2 separate regions of the Homo sapiens genome follow, and region 2 is linked to region 1. Evidence: chromatin contacts called from ENCODE Hi-C or POLR2A ChIA-PET data. All regions are on one chromosome and are shown on one strand. Each heading gives the region's core, a stretch centred on a gene start or an enhancer-like site at or near the end of the contact. The rest is flanking DNA. Distances are from core to core; before and after follow the strand shown.

What was found. Hi-C counts contacts between places; a loop is a spot of excess contacts on that map. ChIA-PET counts read pairs that join two places held with the same protein, here RNA polymerase II (POLR2A). Pooled maps may share reads with other maps.
Region 2: a pooled map shows a loop between it and region 1 (11-fold over the local background). The contact joins the promoter of RNF126 here to the promoter of MIER2 in region 1. A Hi-C loop is called at or near these places in 1 of 37 single-sample maps with no recorded cell type and 4 of 50 pooled maps. POLR2A ChIA-PET finds 5 or more read pairs at or near these places in 1 of 52 experiments (H1).

The regions. Positions count from the first base shown.
Region 1 is chr19:342,571-348,479 of GRCh38, forward strand. It overlaps MIER2 (MIER family member 2), which reads right to left and starts at 2,226. Exons shown (of 14, transcript NM_017550.3): 1 at 2,204-2,226. The coding sequence starts at 2,212. RefSeq lists an enhancer at 331-1,282 and silencers at 1,591-1,700, 2,001-2,050, 2,121-2,570.
Region 2 is chr19:660,260-666,168 of GRCh38, forward strand. It overlaps RNF126 (ring finger protein 126), which reads right to left and starts at 2,955. Exons shown (of 9, transcript NM_194460.3): 1 at 2,788-2,955. The coding sequence starts at 2,862. RefSeq lists enhancers at 1,342-1,431, 1,572-1,631, 1,922-1,971 and silencers at 2,022-2,311, 2,802-3,281.

The DNA.
Region 1 (5,909 bases), core at 976-3,475:
GCAAAAGATGGTGCTCTTAGGTTTTTAAAAGATCAATCTAGTATGCCTGAGAAAAGTATGAAGCATTCCCGTCTGCCACTGTGGTGCTTATGATTATTCTGGGATACTGATACAGAATAAAGTAGCTAGTACTGATCACGTGCTATAAAGTTACAAATTGCCACTTTTACGGGTTAAAAACAGTGGAATATCGTCAACTTCACAAGATTCAACTTCCATGTACAAGCCGTTGTGGCAGGACCTCATCAGACCTCCTAGCTCTGAAGGGTGACCATTAAACTTCCCATTTCAGAGATGAGGAAAAGGAAGTTCTGAGTCACTGGGCAACCTGCCCAAGACCACACAGAACAAGTCCGGTGGTCAGACAGCTTGCCATGGCTCCTCACGCTCAGCACCTCATACTTGTTGGTCCTAACCCACCCACGTCTCTCTCTGACCAGACTCTGCATCCCTGTAGGAGAGGCCCTGTCTGCTCCATTCACTCCCAGATCCTCAGGCCGAGGACAGAGCGGGACCTCCTTAGAAAATCAAATCAAATTCACTCAACAGGGCACCACCCCAAAGTGTAAAACAGGGTTAACAGGAGCAGCCGGACCACAAGCTGCTGTGCACATTTACGGAGCTCAGCCTAGAGCAGGGCAGAACAGCCACATGGCAGCTCTGGGGGAGGCTGGCTTGGGAGTCTGACTTGTGCCATCCCAGACACAGAGCTACCTGTCAGGCCACGTGTGTTGCCCAGATTCCAGGAGCACAACTCATTCGACCACCACGTCGCTGCAGGGCCACTGGGAGACGCGGCTTCTGCCTCCGACCCTGGAGGACAGCCACCATCTGCATGGGGACTCAGTCTCCCTAAGCGTCTCAAGAAGAACTAATTCTCGATGAAGGAACTGGCCGGTGGTCTGGCCTAGTATCGAGACACCTACACCGTCTTTGGCATAAACACAGGGCCTGTTACTGCCCCTGAGGTCGTCACCAGGGGGAGAGAATGGCCAGTCCTGCCTCCCACAACGCCCAAGACATAAACACGCAACGTGGCACCACGGCCAGGCCGCAGTTCCAATCCCGGCTTCCCACGAGGCGGCTGTGCCTGGCTGGGTGGGCACCTTTTCCTTTGGGCTCTATCCCAGAGATAGGATCAGCTCTTGAGTCTGCCCGCCTGTCGTAACTTCTGCGCACAGAAGTCATGCACTGAGTCCCACTGACTGAGCACCTCGCAGCCGCCGCACCTTCACCTACATTATCTCTTTCCATCTTCACCAGGGCCCTCCAAGGTGAAAGCAAGTCCACACAGGCTCATCCACCACTCCAAAATCAAAAAAAGCTTCAAAAGCGAAAGTTTCTTCCTTCCTGGTTTGACCTGACACGAAGCTATCTGTTGTCTTATCCTAGACAGTCCTAGGTGGGTTTGATCAAACATCACAGTCCAAAATCCCACAGATCCTCAAATTGGAAAAATTCTGGATTCCAAAATATAGCTGGTCCCAAACATTTCAGATAAAGGGTCCCGGGCTTGTTTCCTGGACGAGGGAGGAGGCTCCAGAAGTAACTTCGTGCCCGGGAGAGGCTGGTCCAACTCTTCTGAGATCAGCCCCGACGCTCTCTAGGCCCCGGCAGACCCACCCACCCTGCGCCCAGTTCGCGCCAGGCGGGTCCGCGTCGGGAGTTCAAATCCCGCCCGGGGTCTGACCCAGCCCCGCCGGGGGGCTCGCGGGCGGCGGAGGCGCGGTGGGTCCACCGGGATCCCGATGGGGAGCGCGGGGCGCCTGGCGGCCCCAGCACTCGGCAAAGTTGGCAAAGGCGCGGGAGGGGAGGCCTGCGCGCCGCGGGGCCCGGGCCGGGGCCGGGAACCGGAGCCGGACCCTGGAACGGAGCCGCGCGCCCACCGGACCCCCGACACCAGCCCCGCCCCGCGTCCCTCCCCTCCCCCACCCCGGCCCCCGCCCGCCCCGCGCCGCCGCGCATGCGCACTGCAGCCCGCGATGTGGCAGCCGGGGGAGTTGGGGGGTGGGGGCCGGCCGGGGGCGGCCGCCGATGGAGCCCCGCGCCCCTCCGGCCCCGGACGGGCCAGGCGCCCCGGCCGGCCTCAGAGCTCCAGAGCGGGGCTCTCCGTCCCTGGGGCCCACGACGAGGCCGAGCCACGGCGGCGGGGGGCGCGGACGCGCGGGGGCGGGGGGCCGGCTCCCCCGGCCCGCTCACTCACCTCCGCCATGGCCGTGTGTGCGCGGGAGGCGGTGGCCGCGCCGGGATCCCCGGATGAGGGGCCGCGCACTCATTGGCTGTGGAGCCTGGAGGGCGGGGCAGGGGGCGGAGCCTGGAGGGGGCGGAGAGCGGGCCGGGCGCGTAGTAGGTGCGCGGGCGCGGGCGCGGGCGCGCAGCCGAGCGTGGCCGGCGGCTTCTGGCGAGCTTGCGGTGTCTTTCCGGCCGTCTCTGCTGGACCCTGATCTTGGCCTTGGCCTTGGCGGAGGAGACTGCATTCCATAAAAATACGAATTCCTGATAATCACACCTGCGTGGGGACCACGTGGTCCTGTGTGACCTCTTCATTCCCTCGGCTGCTCGCTGTTAATACCCCGCGTGGCAGACTAGGAAACTGAGGCCCAGGGCGACGGGCCACCCAGAGTGTCAGTGATAGAGCCAGAATTGGTGTCCGGGCTGCGTGGTTCTGGAATTTTCTGCACTTTCGCACCCGTGATGAGCAAACTAGCGCGCGGAGGAACCAATCGGGGAGCTTGCGAACGCGCACCAGTCGGAGAGGTTTTAGAAACGGTGGCCCCGCGCCGGAGAGCCCAAGGCGGGAGGCAGGGAGGTGGGCTTGACCCCAGGGCCATTTGGTTCTGCAGTCCGTCGTTTCGCAGATTGAACATTTCTGGAACACGTGCACGTTCTGATCCTGAGGGTTTGAAGGAGACAGCCCTAACGCCTGTCTTCAGGGCGTTTAGAGTGGAGGATGGGAAGGCAAGGACTCGCCACACCTTAAATTTGAGACGGATAAGTGCCGTGAATCTTCGGGGCGCACGATGCAGAGAGAGGATAGGAAGCAGGGGTGGGGCGTGAAGAGGCAGGGGCCAGGTGGGAGCTGTGGGGCCTGGACCAGAGTGCAGAGAGACTTGAGAAGGTGGACACCACAAGACTCGCTGATGGAGGGAAGCTGGAGAGAGTGAAGGATGGCCTCCAGATGTCTGGCTTGCGCAAATGAGTGGAGGGCGGTTCCTACTGAGACCAGGAAGAAGAGAACTGGAGACCAGGAAGAAGGGAATTGGGGACCAGGAGGAAGGGAATTGGGGACCAGGAAGAAGAGAATGAGTCTCATTCCTGTTTCCCAGTGATCAGCCAATGAATAGTGAGAACTTGACATGCATCAGCCTTGATTCCTGATGCAAAATCATTACTCAGTCCTCTGAGAATTCACCAACCAAGAGATAGAAGAACCACTCTGGAGGGGTCTACCCTCACTCCTTTTTTGGTTTACATCATTGAGATTGAGGGTTCTGGCCCTCGTGTTGAAGAGTCCTCACTGATTTGTGCAAGAGTTGGTTCCTTCCTTTATTATTCATTTGTTATTATTCATTCAGTCATTCAGTGAACTAAACACATATCTTATGCAGTCCTCAACTGGGTGCTGGGTAGCCAGAGGTCCTGTGAAGCAGGGAGAAGCATGAACAGATAAGAGAGTGAGGTGCTGTGCTGTAACAGGTGGAGGGGCCCGAAGACAAGGGCTTGAGTCCACCTGGCAAAACGAGGGAAGACTCTTAGGAGAGGGCTTGGCAAGAATCATCACATAGATGTCAAATGAGGACTTGGGTGAAGAGAAGGGTATTGTGGCTTGGAACGGTGACTCACACCTCTAATCCTAACACTTGGGGAGGCAGAGGCAGGAGGATCACTTGAGGTCAGGAGTTTGAGACCAGCCTGGGCAACAGGGTGAAACCCTGTCTCTACTAAAAATACAAAAATTATCCGGGCGTGGTGGCGAGTGCCCATAATCCCAGCTATTCTGTGGAGGCTAAGGCAAGAGAATCACTTGAACCTGGGAAGGCAGAGGTTGCAGTGAGCTAAGATCACTGCACTCCAGCCTGGGAAACAGAGTGAGACACTGTTTCAAAAAAAAAAAAAAAAAACTTTAAACATTAGAGGGCATGACGATAATGTGCCTGTAGTCCCAGCTACTCTGGAGGCCGAAGTGGGAGGATCTCTTGAGCCCAGGAGGTCGAGGCTGCGGTAAGCAGTGATTGTGCCACTGCACCCCAGCCTGGGCAACAGAGTGAGACCTGTCTCAAAAAAAAAAAAAAAAAAGAGTGAAGGATATTTTAAGGTCTGAAAGTCTGTCTCCGTAGACTGTTAGTCGCAGTGGAGAAATGAAGCCACTTGTTGGGTGGGTGATAAAACTCAGCATCCCTGGTAAAGGGCAGGTGCACACCATGTGCACCTGGATGTGGTGTCCAAAGCAGGACACGGCATCACTGAATCCAGCCAGCAATGCACAACCCATATCTACATATGAGGAAATTTCAGACAAACCCAAATAAGGAATATTCTGTTAAACAAAAGAGGGACTGTATTCTTCAGAAATGTTAATGCCACAATGGGGCGTGGTGGCGGGTGCCTGTAATCCCAGCTGCTCAGGAGGCTGAGGCAGGAGAATCACTTGAACCCGAGAGGCGGAGGTTGCAGTGAGCTGAGATTGCGCCACTACACTCCAGCCTGGGCGACAAGAGCAAAACTCCATCTCAAAACAAAACAGGCCAGGCGCTGTGGCTCACACCTGTAATCCCAGCACTTTGGGAGGCTGAAGCAGGAAGATCACGAGGTCAGGAGTTCAAGACCAGCCTAGCTAGCATGGTGAAACCTGATCTCTACTAAAATAATACAAAAAATTAGCCGGGCGTGGTGGTGCACACCTGTAGTCCCAACTACTCGGGAGGCTGAGGCAAGAGAATCGCTTGAAACCGGGAGGTGGAGGCTGCAGTGAGCCGAGATGGCACCATTGCATTCCAGCCTGGGCGACAGAGCAAGACTCCGTCTCAAAAAAAAAAAAAAAACCACAGCGACAACAACAAAAAAAAGTTAATGCCAGAAAAGATAAACCTGTGTAAATCTTTTTTTTTTTTTTTTTTTTTTTGAGATGGATTCTCGCTCTGTTGCCCAGGCTGGAGTGCAGTGGCACAATCTTGGCTCACTGCAAGCCCCACCTCCCGGGTTCACGCCATTCTCCTGGCTCAGCCTCTGGAGTAGCTGGGACTGCAGGCATGTGCCGCACCTGGCTAATTTTTGTATTTTTAGTAGAGATGGGGTTTCACCATGTTGGCCAGGATGGTCTCGATCTGTTGACCTCGTGATCCACCCACCTCACCCTCCCAAAGTGCTGGGATTACAGGCGTGAGCCATAGCACCCGGCCAGTACGGAGGGTTTCTACTATACTCATTCTTGCAATTATTCCATGAGCATAAAATGAAGTAAAACTCAGAAAATAAAGAGCAGCGAATCTTGAGCAGGGAGCTTAAGGGGAGAGGCTGGAGAGGGTGCCCCTGGCCGTGGCACAGTGGTTTGAGTGGACACCTCACGTTGGAGGAGATACGCCTGCATGTGCCTCCACTCCAGGCTCCCTGTTTCTTCTCTGCCTGGTTTTCATGGTCACCGGGCAGCTCCCAAGTTTGACAGAGGCATGGTGTCCCGGGATGAGGGTCCAGGTCACCGCATCGCTACACCTCTTGGAGCAGATGGAGACTGCGTGGTGGAGCTGGGGGTGATGAATCCATTGCAGCCCCGAGGCGGGGAGGCAGGGGACGCTGTAGTTCACCCAAGCAGTGTCGTTCTTGCAAATTTTCCCTAGAAAAAAGAGGCCTCACAAGATACTGGAGGAGCTGTGAGTAGTGCATGGGGTGGCCTGTGGTGGATGCTGGGTGCA
Region 2 (5,909 bases), core at 1,705-4,204, 320 kb after region 1:
GAGGAGACTGAGGCCAAGGCTGCCCAGCAGAGAATGACCCAGCTGCGCGGGGCCTCAGCCTGATCCCAGAGCCCAGGACAGCAAAGGAGGCCCGGAACGGCCCAGCTGCCTGGGAGAAGCCCTCGTGGGCAGGCACACAGCCCATGGCAGCCAGTCCCCCCTGCGTCAGAGGCAGGCAGGAGCTTCCCGACAGCCAGCCCAGGTGTCTCAGCAGCAGCAGTGCCGCCCCTGACTCAGCCGCCGGGCAAGCTCCCCAGCGGCAGAGACGCCCCGTTTCGAGGGCACTGGTTGTGGCTGGGGACTTTCCCCATTGCCAGATACGGAGCAGCCGTCCCTCCCCAGAACAAACGCCAGGTGTGCCCATTTCCCAGCATAAAAAATTCGTTTTTGAGACAGCGTCTTGCTTGTCACCCAGGCTGGAGTGCACTGGCACCATCACGGCTCACCGCAGCCTCCACCTCCCAGGCTCAAGCGCTCCTCCCACCACCTCAGCCCCCGCCAGTAGCTGGGACTCCAGGAGTGCAACAACACACCCCACTAATTGTTTTAGTCTTCTGTAGAGACAGGGTCCTGCCACGTACGGAGAAGTTCTGACACTGCCATGCTGTCTACGGGCGCCTTGTTGCGTCCTGCTCCAAAGGCACAAGCAGATGCCCTTGGGATCACCCGCGGGGTGGACACGGGCAGGCCCCCGCAGCCCTCTCTGCAGTTATTTGCTCTTAAGGAATCTACCAACGTCCATGATTAAATATTTGTCAATCACTGTTCCATGCTGGCTCCCTGGCCAGCCTGTAAATTCTGTGAGGGCAAAGACCACAGCGGCCTGTCACCACAGAGTTCCTTTCACTACAGGAAGGCCCTCCCCAGGCCCAGTGACAGTCGGAGGAGGTCAAGGTCCTCCGTGTCCAAGGCCACGGGGCGAGGAAGTGGCTCCACCACACCAGGATCCAGTCCTGTGCGGGCTCTAGGAGCAGCTAAATGTGCAGCCGAGTCAAGGCAGTGTCGGCCCCCCACAGCCACCACTCCAGGCTTCCCAGGGGCTTCCCAGGCCTGTCCCAGGGCTCAAGGGGCTGCAAGGGGCTGCCCTGCAACTCACCCAGGCTGGCGGGCTGTCAGGCAACCAGCCTCTCCTGCCACGGCCAGTGGGGACAGAAAGCTGGAAGAGGCAAGAGCGAGACCCCTGGGAGACAGAGGAGTAAGGCAAGGCTCAGTCTCAGCTCCCCAACCTTCGCCCCACACCCGAGATTTCACTTTATTTGTTCCTCCTGCTGGGGAGGGGAAGCCCTGTGGCTTCAGTAGAGAGGAAACCACACCTCTCTCTTTCCACTCCTGGGCCTGGCCCCGCTCTCCCGCCATGCCCCAACTCTAGCACTCGCTCCTCCTCTGTGACCCAGAGACAGGCGGCTTCTCCTGACTCCCTCCAGCCCCTTCCTGGGTCTCTACTCCCGGGGAACTGCACTGCTTCTGGGGGGCTTGGACTTCTCTTACGGGTCAAAGCGTAGCAACAGCCGGGCGGCTACGTACACAGCACAGTAAATCCTCAATGCCTGCAGCCTCTTCCCCTGGGCACAGGGTGGGGAGTCCAGACCCCTCCACCTCCTGCGGCTGCTCCCCTCAAGCTGGCCAAGCGGCTCCCGACTGAGCCGGCTCTGCCACTTTCCCGCTGAGCCACCACGCGCCTCAGTTTCCCCATCTATAAAGCACGGGTGGCTCGACTAAATCACCACTTTGCACGTCAGCCTGGCGAAGGGCAACACGGGTTAAAAATGCAGACCACCGCCGGGCACGGTGGCTCACACCTGTAATCCCAGCGTTTTGGGAGGCTGAGCCAGAAGAATCGCTTGAGCCCAGGAGTTCAAGACCAGCCTGGGCAACACAGGGAGACCCCATTCCTAAAAATAATATTAGAAATGCAGACTGCTGAGCGCATTCCACACCTACTGACTCCGAAACCCTGGAAAAGGGGCCTGGAAATAGCACCTTCAACGAGCGCTGCTCCCACCTCCCCCAAGGTGACATCAGGTCCGCGTGGGAAACACTGCCCTAAACGAGCAGGAAGTAGCACTCGGCACGCCCAGGCCCAGGGTCCTCTTCGGTGAGGGGCGGCTGTAAACACCTGGAGGAAGGGTGGGCTGCGCAGCCAAGCCCCGGGAGGGGAGGAACGCAGGCTCTGCTCACAAAGCCCCGCCGGCGGGCCGCGGTCGGACCCCGGGACAGTGCCTGGGGCGTTCCGGGCCTGGGCCTGCCTCCAAGGCGGCGGCCAGGGCTCCACGAGGCGAGCCTGCAGCGAGGCGCCGGCGCCCCCAACCACGCGCTCGGCGGGGGTCCCCTGGCGTTATTCTCGGGGTCCGAGCCCCGCCAGGCCCAGCCCCTGCCCCGCGCCGCGCCACCGGGCAATACCCTCTCTCTGCTCGCCGGGCCTCAGTTTCTCCGTTTGCAAAACCAGGCTCACCGGGCTTAGGGATCCCACCTGGGATCCTCGCGGCCTCTCGGGTCGGGAACGCCGCGGATGTGGGGTCACCCGGCCGCGATCCCGCTGCGCCGCTCCGGCCAGGCCCTGCCTCCCGCCCGGGCCTCAGTCTCCCGCATGTACAGGACGGGGTTCGCGCGCGCACCGCCCGGGCTCCCCGCGGATTCAGCCTGGGCCGGCGCTGCCCCGAGCCTCAGTTTTCCCGTCGTGGTCAGCTCGCGCAAGAGGCGGGCGCAAGCGACCCCCACCCCGGCCCCGGCCTTGCCTCAGGCCTGCGGCGCAGACCCTGCCGCCCGCCGCCCCGGCCCGGGCCTCACCGGCAGGCGCGGGACGATCTCCACGGAGCAGCAGTGGCAGAAGTACCGTCCGGGATGCGGCGACGCCTCGGCCATGGCCGCCGCCACCTACTCCGCGCCGCCCGCCCCCCGCGCGGCACCCGCCGCCGGCCGTTTGCTGCTCCCTCGCCGGCCGACGCGCCCGCGCACGCTCACGCACGGCACGCACGGCACGCGGGGCGGAGCGGGGGCGCGGGAGCGGCGAAAGCTGCGTACTCGGCGGGCAGCGGCCCGGGCGACGGTGGCCGCTGAGAGACAAACTAGGCCCGGCCGTTGGGCGGGGCTCCAAGCGGGGGCGGGGCTTCCGGCGGGGGCGGGGCCAAAGCAGGCGGCGGAAGAGACGAGAAGCGGGGCGTGCGCGGGGCGGGGCCGAGGCCCTCCTCCCCTCCCGAAGCTGCCCAGGCCTTCGTGTCCCTCAGTGCTTCCCTACCTCATCGCCGTCTCCCCTCACGGTACTTCAGCCCACTGTCCCCACCGTTCCTGGGGCTCGCCAGGCGCCCTCTCCCCCGCCCGCTGCCCGGTGCAGCGCTCTCCCGACGCCCGCGTGGCTTTCTTCCAGGTCTTTGCTCAAATGTCAGCTTACAAGGTCTTCTCTGCTGCCCTCCTGCTCCGTGGCACTGATTCCCTCCCGATGCACTGTCAGGTCAGCTGCGCAGCAAAGGGATTTTTGGACCCGCAGCAGCGCCTGACACACAGCAGGCATTCCCTCAGCGCTGCGGAATACAGGCAGACCCGGGGCTCAGGGCGCTGTCTGGGCCTCACTGGGACCCGTGGGGTCAGACAGAGGCTGAGGTCTGTGGGTTGTGGCCTTGTTTCCAAGATGCTCCACGGGCTGACGGCCCAGGCGCCTCTCGGGTGCGGAGAAGGCAGGAAACCTAACCCCTGCTTCCAAATTTAATCAGTAGAAACGGTATCATCACCCAGCACAGGCCAGGATCATTTCTGAGGTTAGTTCTGGCCCAATCATGCATGCATTTCTTTTTTCTTTTTTTTTTTGAGACGGAGTCTCACTCTGTCACCCAGGCTGGGGTGCAATGGCCCGATCTCGGCTCACTGCAACCTCCGCCTGCCGAGGGTTCAAGCGATTCTCCCGCCTCAGCCTCTCGAGTAGCTAGGACTAGAGGCACCCGCCACCACACCGGCTAATTTTTGTATTTTTAGTAGAAACGGGGTTTCACTATATTTGGCCAGGCTGGTCTTGAACTCCTGACCTCGTGATCCGCCCGCCTCGGCCTCCCAAAGTGCTGGGATTACAGGCATGAGCCACCGCGCCCGGCCTCATGCGTGTATTTCTTTCTTCACTCAACACTCATTGAGCAACTACTGCACACCAGACCCTATGCTGAATGCACGCAGATACCCCCAGTCCCATGAGATTGGACAGGAGCGTGGAACTCAAGGGTGACTCTGGCTCTGCCTGGGGAAAGAGAGAGAGGGCTTCCGAGGGGTAAGGACATTGGAACCAGGGCTGAGGGATGAATAGGATTTGGTTGGAGTTGGACTTCCTGCAAAATGAGGCATTGGAGCGAGACTGTTGAGGAATTAAGAGTTGGAGCCTGTGCATTTAGATTTTTTGTTTGTTTGTTTGTTTTTTAGAGATGGAGTCTGGCTCTGTTGCCCAGGCTGCAGTGCAATGGCGCAATCTCGGTTCACTGTAACCTCCGCCTCCCGGGTTCAAGTGATTCTCCTGCCTCAGGCTCCCGAGTTGCTGGGATTACAGGCTGGGCACCACCACGCCCGCCTAATTTTTGTATTTTTAGTAGACGGGGTTTCACTATGTTGGCCAGGCTGGTCTCAAACTCCTGACCTCAGGTGATCCGCCCGCCTCGGCCTGCCATAGTGCTGGGATTACAGGCGTAAGCCACCGCGCCCGGCCTGCATTTAGGGTTTTGAATGTCCAGAGGTTGGGGACAGGGGCTTCAGCCTCCTTCCAGTCGTCTTTGCAGCAGCGCGAATCCAGTCATTCCTGCTCTGACCACCAGAGAGCGCACGGGCCCCGTCCCTGGGAATCCAGGAAAACCCCAGGCTGGGGAGGGGCGAGGCTTGCCAGACGCAGCCCCTGCACCAGCCTTCACGCTCCGCAAGTGCAGGAGGAGCAGCAGGCCTGGTTCAAACGACGCCAAACCACGAACTGGCTGTGTGTCCCTAGGCAAGTGGCCTAACCTCTGAGAAGGCGGCAGAACCTGACGGTTTTCCGTTGGCTCGGAGCAGACATGAGGACCGCTGGCACCTCCTCAGCCCTCTCTGTGCTCTGCTGCCTGCCCCGAGTCACCTGCCCCTCGCTGACCCCTCCCCAGCCTCACTGGCCCCCTTGGGTGGGCTAAGCAGGTTCCCACCTCTGGGCCTTGCAAGGCTGTGCCCTTCCCCAAGTCCCCTCTCCTTCCCCTGCTTTTTTTTTTTTTTTTTTTTTTTTTTGAGATGGAGTCTCACTCTGTTGCCCAGGCTGGAGTGCAATGGTGCGATCTCAGCTCACTGCAACCTCCGCCTCCAGGGGTCAAGCGATTCTCCTGCCTCAGCCTCCCGAGTAGCTGGGATCACAGGCATGCGCCACCACGCCCGGCTAATTTTTGTATTTTTAGTAGAGCTGGGGTTTCGCCATGTTGGCCAGGCTGGTCTCGAACTCCTGACCTCAGGTGATCCGCCCACCTCGGCGTCCCAAAGTGCTGGGATGACAGGCGTGAGCCACCGCGCCCGGCCCTTTCCCCTGGTTTTTAGGAGGCTGCCCCATCCACCACTGCACCCCACTTCTCAGAGCCCCCTTTCCATCCCCCACAGCCATCCTCACATCTGTGGGTTATTAATGGCGTCTCCCCATATGTGAGGCCAATACCCAGCGCACCAGTAGGTGTTCAGTAGATTCCCAAATGCACCAACAGTTGCCGAGTGTCTACTGTGTGCTGGGCTCAAGCAGGTGCTGGAAACACAGTGGGAATGAGAAGGAACGTAGGGATTTTGTATCAAACTAAGCAGGGCGAGGTGGCTCACGCCTGAGACCAGGAGTTCAAAACCATCCTGAGCAACATAGTGAGACCCTGTCTCTACAAAAATAGAATTAGGCCGGGGACAGTGGCTCATGCCTGTAATCCCAGCACCTTGAGAGGCTG